Regions from separate parts of the Homo sapiens genome. Here region 1 is linked to region 2. A link is an interaction called in ENCODE POLR2A ChIA-PET data of the cell type or tissue named here. Cell type or tissue: HepG2. All regions are shown on one strand.

Region 1 (8,000 bases), 140 kb after region 2:
CCTTATTCTAGGCTGGGCTGGCCTGATATTGGGCATCAGTGGCAGCTCTTTGAGCACTTTGCGTTTGGGGCTGAGGCTCTCGAGAACATTTTCTTGGGAACTTTTACTGTTCTTTCTCCTGCATGGAGAGGCTTTCCCCATCTGCTTCCAGGTGGCTTTGCAATTGAAACTCAACAACGCTGAAGCCCTTCTTCCACACAACCATGCTGCGGCCTCTCCGTTGCCTTTCCACATCCCTCCAATTAAGCCTTTGGCTTCATTTATGCCTCAACATCCTCCTTCTAGTTCCACTGTGAAATGTTATGAGATAATCCAAGGGAAATATTTTCACTTCGAGATCACCACAGGTTGCACCCTGAATCTCTGGGTTTGGTGTGGCTGAGCAGATGGGATGAAGTGCCCTGGGCACACCTAGCCTGTTCACCCCTTGGCGAACATGGTGAAACCCCCATCTCTACTAAAAATACAAAAATTAGCTGGGCGTGGTGGCACGCGCCTGTAGTCCCAGCTACTCAGGAGGCTGAGGCAGGAGAATCGCTTGAACCCGGGAGGCGGAGGTTGCAGTGAACCGAGATGGTGTCACTGCACTCCAGCCTGGGCAACGAGAGCAAAACTGTCTCAAAAAAAACAAAAACAAAAACAGGGTCATCGGGCCACCCTGGGCTGGTCGACACATGAGGATAGGCGGCTTCCTCACCAGCCTCTCATTCCTGCCACAGATCCCAGCACTCTCTAGGGTCACTCAGCACTGAGACCAGAGGTTGACCACTGTTTGTAACTGTGTTTATGCTGTTGCTTTTCTTATAGTTAAGAAGAAAGCAAACTATTTCCACTACCTGTGTCTCTATCAAAAGTGAAAAATAAAAGCAGGTGGAGGGTCTCTGGGTTTCAGGGAAAGGGCTTTCCTTCATACCGAGCAGCACACAGGAAGGCGTGGGCCAAAATCACTGGTGTCCCGGCTGGGCGCGGTGGCTCACGCTTGTCATCCCAGCACTTTGGGAGGCCGAGATGGATGAATCACCTGAGGTCAGGAGTTTGAGACCAGCCTGGCCAACATGGTGAAACCCCATCTCTACTAAAAATACAAAAATTAGTCAGGCGTGGTGGCGGGCACCTGTAACACCAGCTACTCAGGAGGCTGAGGCAGAAGAATCGCTTGAACCCGGGAGGTGGAGGTTGCAGTGAGCCGAGATGGCGCCACTGCACTCCAGCCTGCACCACAAGCGTGAAACTCTGTCTCAAAAAAACAAAAACAAAAACATGAAACAAAATCACTGGCGTCCACAGCAGCTGGGAGAGGCAAGGACGGGACCTCTGCAGAGCCTGCAGAGTGAGCACGGCCTCTCTGGATTGGACTTCTGGCCTCCACACCTGCGAGGGAACACACCTGGGTGGCTCAACGCCCTCAGTCTGTGGTGCTTTCTCAGAGCAGCCGCAGGAAACCAATCCAGCGGGTCGCCTGATCATCAACATGGACGAGAGGGAAGCAAGGACCTGTCGCCTCAGGACACTGTCAACACTTAACTGTGGTTTGAATGTTTGTGTCCCTCCAAAATTCACGTTGAAACTTAATCCCCAGTGCAACAGTACTGAGGAGTGAGAAGGCCGTAATGGCTCTGCCCTCCGGGGAGGGATTAGAGCCTCATATATTATATTATTTTATTTTGAGATGAGATTTGTATTATTTATTTATTTATTTTTTTGAGACAGAGTCTCACTCTTGTCGCCCAGGCTGGAGTGCAGTGGCGTGATCTTGGCTCACAGCAACCTCCACCTGCTGGGTTCAAGCAATTCTCCTGCCTCAGCCTCTCAAGTAGCTGGGATTACAGGTCCTGCCACCACGCCCGGCTAACTTTTTTGTACTTTTAGTAGAGACGGGGGTTTCACCATGTTGTCCAGACTGGTCTCGAACTCTTGACCTCGAGTGATCCACCCACCTTGGCCTCCCAAAGTGCTGGGAGGCGTGAGCCACCACGCGTGGCCTTGAGATGGGATTTTGCTGTGTTGCCCAAGCTGGTGTTCAATGGCACAATCTTGGCTCACTGCAACCTCCACCTCCTGGGTTCAAGTGATCCTCCCTCCTCAGCCTCCCGAGTAGCTGGGACCACAGGTGTACACCACCACACCTGGTTAATTTTTAAATTTTTTGTAGAGACAGGTTTTAGCCATGTTGCCCAGGCTGGTGTTGAGTTCCTGAGTTCAAGTGATCTGTCTGCCTCAGCCTCCCAAAGTGCTGGGATTACGGGCATAAGCCCCCGTGCCTGGCAGGATTAGAGCCTTATTATAAAAGGGCTTCCCTTCCTCCATGTGAGGACACAGCATTTTACCCCTCTGGAGGATGTGGCAACGAGGTGCCATCTGGGAAGCGGAGATCCTTGACCTTGGACTTCCCAGCTTCAGAACTGTGAGAAATAAATCTCTATTACTTATAAATCACGCAGTCTGCGGTGTTTTGTGACAGCAGCAGGAACAGATGAAAACAACACAAAATACGTAACGCTTTTGTCTTGTGTTCACAATTGCCTTTGGGTCACTGTAGCAGGACGGGGCCCCACTCAGCCTACGGAATAGCAGAGGGCCTTGCCCACTCTACAGTGCAAATACCACGTGGAGCTCCTCAGCTGAACAAAGAGAAAACTCGGCACAGAGGGAGTGAATGATTTGCCCCAGGTCTCGTGTATGATCAATGGCAAAGCTGGACGTGAAAACCAATAACGAAAAAGAAAGAGTAAGCCCTGGGTGATGATGATTAATGGGTCTCATTCTGGGTGGGCGGTGGCAGGGCCCCAGCCTCAAGTATTGCCTTCAAAAACAATCATTAGATCCAAATAGCATCTGATTGTTGTTGGAACTTTTGGTTCTTTAGAAAGGATGAACATCTTTTCCTATGCTTTACTGGCCATTTGAATTTCTTTGCAGAATTGACTGTCTCAGTTTCATATGAGAGGAGCAAACCTCTTTTGAAAACGATATAAATGGAAAACATTAATTCTTTTTCTATTCATTATTATTTTTTGAGACAGGCTGGAGTGCAGTGGTGCCATCATGGCTCACAGCAGCCTTGAACTCCCAGGCTCAAGCAATTCTCCCACCTCAGCTTCCCAAGTAGCTGGGACCACAGGTGCGCACCATCACGCCTGGCTAATTAAAAAAATTTTTTTGTAGAGATGTGGTTTCTCTACATTGTCTAGGCTGGTCTTGAACTCCTGGACTCAAGTGACCCTCCCTACTTGGCCTCCCAAAGTGCTGGGATTACAGGTGTGAGCCACTGCACTCCGCCAAAACCATTTCCATTAATTCTTTTTTTTTTTTTTTTTTTGAGAGAAAGTCTCCCTCTGTCACCCAGGCTGGAGTGCAGTGGCACCATCTCACCTGACTGCAACCTCCACCTTCCAGGTTCAAACGTTTCTCGTGCCTCAGTGTCCCGAGTAGCTGGAATTACAGCCACCCGCCACTATGCCTGGCTACTTTTTTTGTATTTTTAGTTGAGATGGGGTTTTGTCATGTTGGTCAGGTTGGTCTCAAACTCCTGGACTCAAGCGATCCTCCCCCCTCAGCCTCCCAAAGGTCTAGGATTATAGGTGTGAGCCACTGCGCCCAGCCAAAACCATTCATTCTTTATCAAAGTCCGAAGAACAACCATGTTAAGAACCAAATGAACAAGAGGCAACCTTGTGACAGCTGCAGCATTTTGGGGGTGAGCTCTCCTGTGGGCATGTGCAGCTTGAAAGACATGACCCATCCTGGACAGACACACCCGGGGCTAAACAGTTACAAATTTCAGGGAGCCGCCCCTAAGCTGTGTGTGTAGCTAACGTTTTCTTTTCTTTTTCTTTTTCTTTCTTTCTTTTTTTTTTTTTTTTTTTGAGGCAGACTCTTGCTCGATTGCCCAGGCTGGAGTGCGGTGGCGTGATCTCGGCTCACTGAAAGCTCCGCCTCCCGGGTTCAAGCAATTCTCCCACCTCAGCCTCCTGAGTAGCTGGGACTACAGGCGCCTGCCACCACGCCCGGCTAATTTCTGTATTTTTAGTAGAGACAGGGTTTCACCGTATTGGTCAGGCTGGTCTCGAACTCCTGACCTCAGATGATGCACCCACCTCGGCCTCTCAAAGTGCTGGGATTACAGGTGTGAGCCACCGCACCCGGCCTGGTAACATTTTCATTTACAACACTGGACTCGCAGAGGGGTTTCTCCGCAGGTTGGTTTGTTGAAAAGGTTGGTTCTTGCCTTTTGCTCTCCAGAATGTGTTTCTCCCGAGAGCTGGTGATTAAAAAACCCACTTCCGGCCGGGCGCGGTGGCTCACGCCTGTAATCCCAGCACTTTGGGAGGCCGAGGCGGGCGGATCACGAGGTCAGGAGATCGAGACCACGGTGAAACCCCGTCTCTACTAAAAATACAAAAAAATCAGCCGGGCGTGGTGGTGGGCGCCTGTAGTCCCAGCTTCTGGGGAGGCTGAGGCAGGAGAATGGCGTGAACCCGGGAGGCGGAGCTTGCAGTGAGCTGAGATAGTGCCACTGCAGTCTAGCCTGGGCGACAGAGCGAGACTCCATCTCAAAAAAAAAAAAAAAACCACCCACTTCCCTGATTAATTCCAGAATTGGAAATACATTCAACCTGTGTATTTTATTAAAAGGGACAGCTGGGGAGGTGTTTGTTAAGGTGTGCTCTGCTTCCCACACCAAAAGCAATCTGATGACGTTTGAATCGGATGACGGAGAGTCATTTTCCATGTCGAGTCACCAGTGTCGATTCACAAAGTTTGGTTGACGGCCCACAGCTGGGGCCCAGAAAAACCCGAAGGGGAAGTTTGCTGGGGCTCTCTGCGGTGCCCTTGGCCACCTTCTCCGTGCTTCTCCGACCAAGGAGTCCGGGCTCCTGCCGGGCTCTGGTGGGAGCTGATGGATCTCAGGTGAGGACAAGTCAGGCTCGCTTCACCCAGCCCTTCCCTCTGAGTCTCCCAACAGAAGCTTTTATTAACCACCCCAAAGATGGGACAGCTCTGTGGAAGCCACTGGGCAAACCCTGTCTGAAACATGGTCATTATCTGCCTTCCACTATTTTTTTTTTTTTTAAGATGTGGCCCCAGAATCTGTTTTCTTTTAGTTGTGGTAAGACACACATAACAGGGCCAGGCACAGTAGCTCATGCCTGTAATCCCAGCACTTTGAGAGGCTGAGACTGGCAGATCACCTGAGGTCAGGAGTTTGAGACCAGACTAGCCAACATGGTGAAACCCCGTCTCTACTAAAAATACAAAGGTTAGCTGGGCGTGGTGGTGTGAGCCTGTAATCCCAACTACTAGGGAGGCTGAGGCAGGAGAATCACTTGAACCCAGGAGGTGAAGGTTGCAGTGAGCTGAGATTGCGCCACTGCACTGCAGCCTGGGAGACAGAGGGAGGCTCTGTCTCAAAAAAAAAAAATGCACATAACATTTACTATTTTAGCCATTTAACAGTGGCACTTAGTCCATTTACAATGTTATACAGCCATCACCACCATCTAGCTCCAAAGCGTCTTTATTATACCAAAAAGAAATCCATTAGGCAGTCACTTCCCACCCTCCTCCCCCAGCCCCTGGCCACCTCCCATCTCCTTTTTGTCTATGGAGTTACCTATTCTGGATATTTCCTATAAGTGGAATCGTGTAATATGTGGCCTTTTATGTCTGAATTCTTTCACTGAGCATGTTTTTCACGGTCCATTCATATTAAAGTATGTATCAGTACTTCATTCCTTTTTTTTTTTGAGACAGCGTGTCGCTCTGTCACCCAGGTTGGAGTGCAGTGGTGCAATCATAGTTTACTGCAGCCTTGACCTCCGGGGCTCAAGAGATCCTCCCACCTCAGCCTCCCAAGTAGCTGGAACTATAGTTGTGCACAACCACACCTGGCTAATTGTTTTTTCTGCTTGTAGAAACGGGGTCTTGCTATGTTTCCCAGGTTGGTCTTGAACTCCTGGGCTCAATCAATCTTCCCACCTGTGCCTTTCAAAGTGCTGGGATTACAGGCATAAGCCACCATGCCCGGCTAAGTACTTTGTTCCTTTTCATGGCCAAATAGTATTCCATTATATAGATAGACCACATTTTGTTTGTCCATTCATCTTTGATGGACATTTGTTTTGTTTCTACCTTTTGGTGAGTGTGAATGATGCTGCTTGTTACATCTGTGTGCAAGTTTTTGTTTGAACACCTGCTGTCAAGTATTTTGGGTGTATACCCATGAGTGTAATTGCTGAGTCATATGTTTACACAGGAAATTTTAAATTTAAATTATGACTCAAATATTGATATTTCCAGATATGGTTTAATTCTAAAAGAGTTTACTTGATGAGCATTTTAAAAGACATTGGTTACTATTTTTAAAAGTTTGAGACTGGGCGCGGTTACTGTTTTTAAAAGTTTGAGACTGGGCGCGGTGGCTCACTCATGCCTGTCATCCCAGCACTTTGGGAGGCCGAGGTGGGTGGATCATCTGAGGTCAGGAGTTCAAGACCAGCCTGATAGTGAAACCCCGTCTCTACTAAAAATACAAAAATTAGCCAGGCATGATGGTGTGTGCCTGTAGTTCCAGCTACTCAGGAGGCTGAGGCAGGAGAATCGCTTGAACCTGGGAGGTGGAAGTTGCAGTGAGCCAAGATCATGCCACTGCACTCCGGCCTGGGCAACAAGAGCGAAACTCCATCTCAAAAAAAAAAAGTTTGAATAAATTATTCAAATAATTTCAATAATTCAATAAATTATTCCATGTGTAACTTACTGAGGAATTGTCAGAATTCGCATGGAAGCTGCATCGTCTTACACTCCAGCCTGCCATCTCTGAGGGCTGCAACATTTCTACCTCCTTACCAACACTTGTTATTTTCTTTTTTTTAAAAAAAATAAAAAGTTCTAGCCATCCTAGGGGGTGTGCTGTGGCATTAATTTACTTTTCTCTAACGATGGGTGGTGGGGGTGTCATCTTTCCTGGGCTGTTGGGCGTTTGCACCGCCTCCCTTGCTTGTTATCAGCTGTGGACAGTGGACAGGTCACTCTCCTCCCCTAAACCTCAGTTTCTTCTTCTGTCCAAAAAGGAACTGGCCTAGGGTCATGGCCTCCAAGTGTCTTCACCCACATGGCCTGGAAAATAATTTAAAAAAATAATAGCCCTTGACACCTTTTAAGATTGACAGCTACCATTTTTCCACCATGAAGTTTACATGGTTGCAAAGTATGTGATTTCCAGTGTACTGTAAATTTTGGCATTTAAAAAAATAAAACTGCTGTTCTCTCTATAGAAGCCAAAGCTGACATTTTATCCTGCTTCCAATATCATTGAAGAAGTCACAGTTCTTCAGTTGAAACCAAAAATCACAGAGTCCCCAAATTATAAAACCTTAACTACTTCCTGTGGACCTGGACTCTACAATAACAAGAATTTTAGCTGTGACTTTTGCTTTTCCAAGCCGGTGTCCTAGCTTTTAGGATTAGCATAATCACGTGAGGAAGCTGCCGCTAACCACCAGAGACAGAGGAATGTACATTTACTAACCTTGATTCTCTTGGGAATTTTTTTTCCCTTTAAATACTTGTTGGATTTTTGTATTTGGTGAGTCAGTCCTTCTGAAGTCTGGCTCCTTTGCAAGAAAGCTTTTTTTTTCTAAGTGCAATCTGCCTCCAGTTTTCCTTGGGCAATCCTTTTAAGTGTATCCAATGAAATAGAAATAAGGTAGCAATGTGACCCAATAAAAGGGCAGGTTCTTTTTGATCCTTTTCTTCTTTACCTCTGGGTTCTGTTTCATTTCTTCTCCAAAACCTTATTGTAATAAAAAATATTTTTATGTTTGAAAGTAATTCACTGCTCACCCAAGCATATGTCTGCAACAAGAACAGGCACATCAGTTATTCAAACTTTAAAAAATATTAACCTATGTCTCAAAAATGCTCATCAAAGTAAATTCTTTTAGAATTAGACCAGGTCTAGAAATATCAATATTTGAACCATAATTTAGATTTAAAAT
Region 2 (8,000 bases):
CTAAGAGAACTGAAGTCTAGAGGCACCACTGGCCACTTCATTCTGCACACCCTGCCCCCACTGCTGCTGGCCTGAAAGGAGGCTTCCAGGCGACAGCTGTAGACACTTGCCTGCACCATGGTCTCCGGGGATCTTGCCTGCAGGGAGATGGCCTAAAAATACATGGGGTTGAGGAGAAGGGGAGGCCTCCCAGCCTCCAGGGGAGGTCAAGAGGCCAGAAAAAGAGATCCATACCCCAGCCTATCCAGGCTGCCTGGAACTGTTTGGACAAAGTGCTGGGGGTTGGGGAGAGGTTTGAGTGGGCTCAGCCCACTCCCCCAAACACACACTCACACACATGCACACACTGTCTCATGCCTATGTTCAAGCACACATGCACCACCCTGCACCTACGCACACTGTCTTATGCACCGCCCTGCACCTGCAAACACTCTCTCATGCACCGCCCTGCACCTGCAAACACTCATGCACCGCCCTGCACTTGCCACACCTCTTGGTTTGCTGCCAGTAGGAGCCTTAGGCGGTGGCTCAGAAACCTCTGTCTGTCCTCCACTCAGGTATCCCTCTGTTGTGTGATCTACAGAAAGACACCCTCTGTTTCTGCTCATCATCTGTCCTGGGGGAGGAGCCATGATGGCCTAGCTTGTCTAGAGTTACAGAACGCAGGCCAGAGCTACGGGAAACTTCTGTGGTCTGATCCAGTCTGTTCATTTACGACGGAGAGGATGAGGTCCGGAATGGACAGAGAACCATTCGGGGTCATGCTCATGGGGTGGGAGAAAGGGGAGAATTTGCTCTCCCAGTGCCAGTCTGGCCAAGGTCTCCTTAGCCCCTCGTCCACCAGCGGGACCCTCTGAGGGCTGGGGCGCCAAGGAGCCCCACAGGGCTTGGTTGAGACCCTTAGGAAAGTCTCTAGCTCTCCTGGTCACAAATGCTTCTAGAACATGCCATGTTTCATCCTGAGGTCTCAAGAGCTGAGGCAACCTGTCCAGTGACATGGCTGATAGAGCAGGGCTCCCTCACACCCCTGTGGGCCCTCCACGGGTCCCTGCCTGGTGCTGGGCATCTTTACGGCTGTTTCCGAGCCACATTTGCTCCAGGAAAGCAGGGACCAGTCCTGTCCTGGGGTCCCCAGACTCAAAGCCAGGCTGAGAACAAACTGCCAACCAGCTTTCAAGCAATGAAGGAATAAAGGCCAGGGGGCCACATCCCCGTGGGGGCTTGGAGGGGAGGTGGGGTGGGATCTGCTGGCCCTGAACTGCCCACCAGCAGCCTGGCAGCCACTGCTGTCCTGTCCCCGGGAGCCAGGTACGACCCAGTCATGAGCTGTTTCCACACCTGTCAAGTTGAGTGTGAGATTTGGTCCTTGGGTGATGGGCTGCAGAGAAATGGTTGCTGCGTGTGTGAAAGCTGATATTTGGTGCAGTTCAGGACTTTTACATTTCACACGTACACGAAGTTCCGAATGCCACGTGATTCTGCTTCGCGTGAAAGTTGGTGTATGCGCTTAAGGACGCGTGGGGTATTCAGGAGGAAGAGGTCTGGTGAAATGAGGCGTTCCAGGCTTGCAGGAAAGCTTGGGTGAGATGGGGAGTGGATGAGGCTTCCAGGGAAGCCCAAGTCCCTGAGTGTGGGCTCGCGCCTGTCTCACTGGTTAGCTTGTTGACAGTCACTCCAGCCCTGCAAGACAGAGGTCTGGGTGCTGGGGTCCCTCCCTCGGCTCACCCCTTGCTGATCCAGAATAAGATTTCCAGATGGGATCCGACCTCCTATCCCATAGCTCCTCTTGCTTAGAGCTGTCCAGGGCCTCCCGAGGCCTTCATGATAAAATCTAAACATTTGCACTGGCGGTCAAGCTCCTTCCTGGGAGGGTCCCTTCCTGTCCCTCTAATCACTGCCCCTACTCTCCCACCTCACCCAAGCTTTATGACTGCCAGAATCACCCTCCTTCCATCAGCCCCTTTCCTCCTGACTATCTGCTTTGCATTCTTAAGACTTGGCCCCCAGAACCTCCTCCTCCAGGGAGCCTTCCCTGACCTCCCTCCCCGCCCCAGAGTTAGGTTTTCCCCTTGTGCTGGCCCAGGTCCCCATACCTCCTCTAACCTGGCCCCCATAATCTCCCTGACTAAGATCCCTGCCCAGAGTCGTGCTGGCGAGGGATTAATGAACCTGGACCTCATCCAAGGTTCTTTACCCTTGGGCAGGGAGCCCTGGCATGGGGTCACAGAGTGAGGACGCCAGGCTCTGTCTTGACTCCCTCTGAGCCTGGAGCGGGAGCTCTGCCTCCCTGAGCCCCCTTTCCTCTTCCATCCCACGGGGACTTGCACTTGGCCAGTCCCGCAAACAAAGTGAGGTCAGGACATGACTCTCCCTTGAGCAGCGCTGTGCAGTTTGCTTTCCTGTTAGCTATGGGCAAGGGAATCTTGACAGGGACGGGACCCAGGAATGCTGATGCAGAGCTGTGCTTTGCATCCCAGCATCCGCTGGCAAGGGTGTCCACTTTCTTACAGAACAGTCCTCTGGGTTTCGGCAGGGAGAGAGAGGAGCAGCTTCTGGGCCAGCTGTGATGGAGTGGGGGACAGGCCAGGTCTAAGGAAGTCTGGCCCCCACAGATCCTTCCTGGAAAGTTCCTTAGGATATGCTCAGCAGGGAGCACCAAGAAGCAACAGGGCTTCTTCCAACAGCTACCACAGAACGTCCGTAGACCCATCAAGTCCCCTTGCGGGTATAGACCCTAAGGGGACCCAAACGAATACACGTACACATGTGTTCACAGCAGCATTATCCACGATCGGAAAGGGTGGAAGCCACGCGTGTCCATCCATGGATGAACAGACAAAATGTGGTCTATCCGTGCAGGGGACAGCATTCAGCTACAAAAAGGAGCACGATGCTGATGCGTGCACAGCAGGGATGAACGCGGAAGACGCTGTGCTGACAGAAGCCAGACGCGGAAGGCACGTGCCTGTGTGATTCCAGTTCCATGAAACGCCCGGAACAGGCACTCCCTAGGGACAGGAAACAGGCTCACCACTGCCAGGAGCTTGGGGGAGCAGGGAGACGGGGAGTGACTGCTTAGAGGGTGCGTGGTTTCCATTTCCATGGGTTGTTCTGGAACTAAATAGAGATAGGGGGCCGGGCGCGGTGGCTCACGCCTGTAATCCCAGCACTTGGGAGGCTGAGGCAGGCGGATCACCTGAGGTCAGGAGTTCGAGACCAGCCTGGACAGCATGGGGAAACCCTGTCTCTACTAAAAATACAAAACATTAGCCAGGCATGTGGCGCATGCCTGTAATCCCAGCTACTCGGGAGGCTGAGGCAGGAGAATCGCTTGAACTCGGGAGGCGGAGGTTACAGTGAGCTGAGATGACGCCACTGCACTCGAGCCTGGGCAACAGAGTGAGACTCTATCTCAAAAAATCAAAACAATGACAACAACAAAAATAGAGATAGGGGTTTTACAACATTGTGAATGTCTAAACGCCACTGTCGTACACTTTCAGGTGGTGAACTTTACGTTGTGTGAATTTCACCTCAATTTAGAAGAAGGAATAGCAGTGCTGGTAGAAGCGGTATTGGTGGCACTGTGGTATCAGTAGTACCCATAGTAACAGTGGTAGCAGTAGCTCTGGCGGTGATGCTGGTGGTAGCAGCGGCAGTCGCACTCGTAGGAACAGTGGTAGCAGCAGTAGCAGCAATGGGGCATGGGAATCTGGCTCTGCCTCAGGAAGGGCATGAAAGGAACCTGTCCCTGGACACACGCTGAGCAGCAGCTCCAAGCCACCTCCAGGCTAGAGCAGGGGCAGGGGCTCCCAAACGGCCGGGACTTCTCCCACAAAGGAGTTGTTTCAGTCAGAGTTCTCCAGGAAGACAGAACCCACAGCGGGGAGACAGAGGGGTGAGAAGGGAGTTTGGAAGGGAATTGGCTCACTCAATTATGGAGGCTAAGTCCCATGACAGGCCGCCTGCAAGCTGGAGACCCAGGGAGCCCGGGCTGTGACTCACTCCTGGTCCAAAGGCCTCAGAGCCAGGGAAGCCGCTGGCATCACTCTCAGTTTGAGGCCAAAGGCCTGAGAACCCAGGAGGCCATGCGTGCGAGTCCTGGAGTTCAAAAGCCAGAGAGCCTGGAGTCCTGGCGTCCAGGACAGAAGTGAGCTGGCTTCGGGAGAGAGCCGGAATTCATTCTTTCTCTGCCTTCTTGTTCCATTTGGGACCCCGGCCACTGGGTGTGCCCACGCACATGGAGGGTGGGTCTTCACCATTTGGTCTCCCAACCCTCACAGCAATCTCCCCCCGGAAACGCCCTCACAGACACAGCTGGGGCATCCCAATATTCTAACCAAAGGCCAGACCCCAGGGTTTCCCTTTCAGCGGAAGAGGGACAGGCTCGAGCTCACTGAAGCTTCATCCAGTCAAACTGACAGCGGACTCAGCCCCACGGCATCTCAGAGGAGTTTCGCTATCACGGTGAAGTCAGAAGGGCCCGGGATGTGACAGAGGCAGATGGTGCAAACAGAGAGAGAGGGCAAGCTGAGACCCAGAGAAAACCCACAGCCATGACCACGGTGCCACTCAGCTGTGCCTGAATCTTCATGGGCCGTGTCATAGTCACATAACCACCATCAATCTCCCACTTTTAGGACCAGCCTGTGAAAAAGGCCCGAAGGATAGCTGGTCACAGAGGAGCCTCCAGCCCCAGTCTCCGCAGCAGGCTAGAGAAGCAGAGATGCAGAGGGCGAGAGTGGGGCGGAGGGAAGCCCCGAGGGGCGGGGCAGGGACCCTCATATCCTCACAACCCAGAGGAGAGTCAGCTGAGAGACGCTGGGACAGTGTCTTCTGTGGCTTCTGAGATGGGGTTGTAGCAAAGTTTCGTGAAGCAAGCGGCAGCTAAAAGTCCTGGGCCGCCCAGCTGGGTGCGGTGGTTCACGCCTGCAATCCCAGCACTTTGGGAGGCCGAGGTGGGCGGATCACTCGAGCTCAGCCTGGGCAACCAAGTGCGCACTTGAGACCAGCCTGGGCAACCAAGTGCGACCCCACCTCTACAAAAAAGAAAAACATTAACCAGGCAGGGTGGTGTGCACCTGTGGTCCCAGCTACTTGGGAGGCTGAGGCAGGAGGACAATTTGAACCCCAGCAGTAGAGGCTGTAGTGAGCTGTGATTGCGCCACTGCACTCCACCCCGGGCAACAGAGTGACACCCTGTTTCGGGAAAAAAAAAAAAGTTAAAAAAAATAAAATAAATAAATAAAAGTAATGGTCCTCCTGTATTGGAAGGAGCAGGATGGGACTGGGTTTGCTGCTCCGCCATCACAGCAGGAAGAGATAACGGGTCCACATGGATGCAGAGATAAGAGATGAGTGGTGATCGCACTCAGTCCCATGGCACTAAATAGCATCTTCCTGTCATCAGCTCTTTAGGTCACACCTCTAGCCCAAACCATGCTCCCAACTCCAGTGGACCGCATCCAATTAAAATGGACGATATCCCAGCTAGACCATCGAGGGGGCCACCCACCTCCGCACCCCGCAGACTGGACATCTGACCTCCCTCCGCAGCTGCCCCACCCTAATTTTTGTCAACTCCGTCCTTCCAGTTGCTCCAGCAAATAAAACTTGGAGTGTCTTTGATTCTCTCTTTTTCTCTTCACATCCAATCTATCAACAAGTGCTGTCGCCTCTACCCTCAGTATTGCTCCATGATTCAGAACCCACCCTTCTTAGTCCCCTCCATTGGTCCCAGGCAGCTGCCATCTCTCGCCTGGATTAATGCACTGGCCTCCTAACCAGCGTCCCTACTTCTGCCCGAGAACCATCCTCAATAGAGAAGCCAGAGCGGTCCTGTAAAAGCCCAAGTCAGCACATGCCACTTCTCTGCTCAGAATCTAGCAAGCACTCCTCATTTTTCTCTGATAAAAAAACAAAACACAAAACAAAACAAAAAAACTGAAGTCCTTACAATTGCCTCCAAGACCCTAAGTGATGGGGCGCCTCTCCTCATTCCTCCTCATCATCTCTGACTCCAGGGTCCCCTCCAGCCCCCCAGCCTCCTCTCCTCATTCCTCCTCATCTCTGACTCCAGGGTCCCCTCCAGCCCCCCAGCCTCCTCTCCTCATTCCTCCTCATCTCTGACTCCAGGGTCCCCTCCAGCCCACCAGCCTCCTTGCTATTCCTGAACACAGCAGACACACTCCTGCCTTGGGGCCTCTGCCTGGAACACCCGCTCCTGTCCCCCCACACCTCCATGTAGCTAGCCCCTCCTCTCCTGTAAGCCTTGGCTTAAACGTCTCCTCAGCTCAGTGTTCCCTGGCCAGCCTACTTTAGCTCGTACCCCTCTTCCTGGCACTCCTGATTCTCCCCTTACCCTGTGCTATTTTTTTTCCAAAGTGCTTCCTGCATTCTCAGGTGCACCCCACTCACGGGTTTATGGTGTTTATCAGTTGTTGTCCATCTGCCCCTGCGGGAATTATGTTTGCTCCAGGATGAGGTCAGTCCCCTATATCAGCTCCCAGAGGGGAGGGATCTTTGCCTGTTTTGTTTCTGGAGTTTCACAAGGGCCTGGGACAGTGCCTGACACACAGGAGGCCCTGGGTCAATATCCATCAAATGGGGGGTTGCATGCGTTTGCCATCTGAAGATGTGGAGGCAATGGCCAGAACTAAGTCCACAAAGAGCTAAGGGCCCTGAAGAGCAGCTGTCTCTGGAGAACAGGTTCAGAAGAGGGAAAAGGAAGCCAAGGAAGCTATTGCACTATTTTAGAAAATCTGTATGCACGCATTACCTTGATTTTGTTTATTTTATTTATTTTTTTTTTTGAGATAAAGTCTCACTCTGTTGCCCAGGCTGGAGTGCAGTGACACGATCTCCACTCACTGCAAACTCTGCATCCTGGGTTCAAGCAATTCTCCTGCCTCAGCCTCCTGAATAGCTGGGATTACAGGTGCGCGCCACCACACCTGGTTAATTTTGTATTTTTAGTAGAGATGGGGTTTCACGATGTTAGCCAGGCTGGTCTAGAACTCCTGACCTCAGGTGATCCACCTGCCTTGGCCTCCCAAAGTGCCGAGATTACAGGCGTGAGCCACCGTGCCCAGCCAGAAATAAACATTTGACAAAATTTAACATCCATTCATGACTAAAATAAACTCTCAGCAAACTAGGAAGAGAAGGGAACTTTCTCAATTTGATAAAGGGCATGTGAGAAAAATGCACCTTAAACATCACAATAAATGGTGAAAAACTAAATACTTTCCCCCAAAGATTAGAACCAATACAAGAATGCCTGCTCTCACCTTCTGTTGAGCATGGTACTGGGGGTTCTAGCCTGTGAAAAAAGGAAGAAAAAAAAGCATCTCCACTGGAAAGGAAAAAGTAAAATGGTCCTTCTCTGTGGACAATATCATCTATGTTGAAAATGAAACAGAACCTACAAAGAAACTGCTAGAAACTAGTAAGTGGGTTTAGCAAGTTTTCAGGATAAATATCAATATGGCCGGGTGCAGTGGCTCATGCCTGTAATCCCAGCACTTTGGGAGGCCAAGGTGGGCAGATCACTTGAGGTCAGGAGTTCGAGAGCAGCCTGGCCAACATGGCAAAACCCTGTCTCTACTAAAAACACAAAAATTAGCCGGGCGTGGTGGTGCGTATCTGTAATCCCAGCTACTCAGGAGGCTGAGGCATGAGAATCGTTTGAACCCAGGAGGTGAAGACTGCAGTGAGCCGAGATCGCGCCACTGCACAGACAGAGACTCTGTCTCAAATAAATAAACAAATATCCATATGTAAAAATTAATTGTATTCTAGGCCAGGCGCGGTGGCTCACACCTGTAATCCCAGCATTTTGGGTGGCTGAGGCGGGCGAATCATGAGGTCAGGAGATCGAGACCATCCTGGCTAACACGGTGAAACCCCATCTCTACTAAAAATACAAAAAATTAGACAGGCGTGGTGACGGGCGCTTGTAGTCCCAGCTACTTGGGAGGCTGAGGCAGGAGAATGGTGTG

Evidence for each region. Peaks named below come from ENCODE experiments on the same cell type or tissue, not always from the same donor. Only the 100,000 strongest peaks of a DNase experiment are listed, where the experiment ranks them.
Region 1: POLR2A ChIA-PET joins it to region 2 with 5 read pairs; 3 of 35 experiments call an interaction of 5 or more read pairs at or near these places.

What each region holds. Positions count from the first base shown.
Region 1 is chr17:79,749,174-79,757,173 of GRCh38, reverse strand. No RefSeq gene overlaps it. Among named protein-coding and RNA genes, the nearest start is that of ENPP7, 22 kb to the right of the region's middle. In HepG2, no CTCF peak of the experiment used is centred here; no DNase peak of the experiment used is centred here; H3K27me3 peaks cover 1,651 bases.
Region 2 is chr17:79,885,150-79,893,149 of GRCh38, reverse strand. No RefSeq gene overlaps it. Among named protein-coding and RNA genes, the nearest start is that of LINC01978, 30 kb to the left of the region's middle. RefSeq lists an enhancer at 4,113-4,614. In HepG2, no CTCF peak of the experiment used is centred here; a DNase peak (open chromatin) is centred at 4,029; H3K27me3 peaks cover 3,794 bases.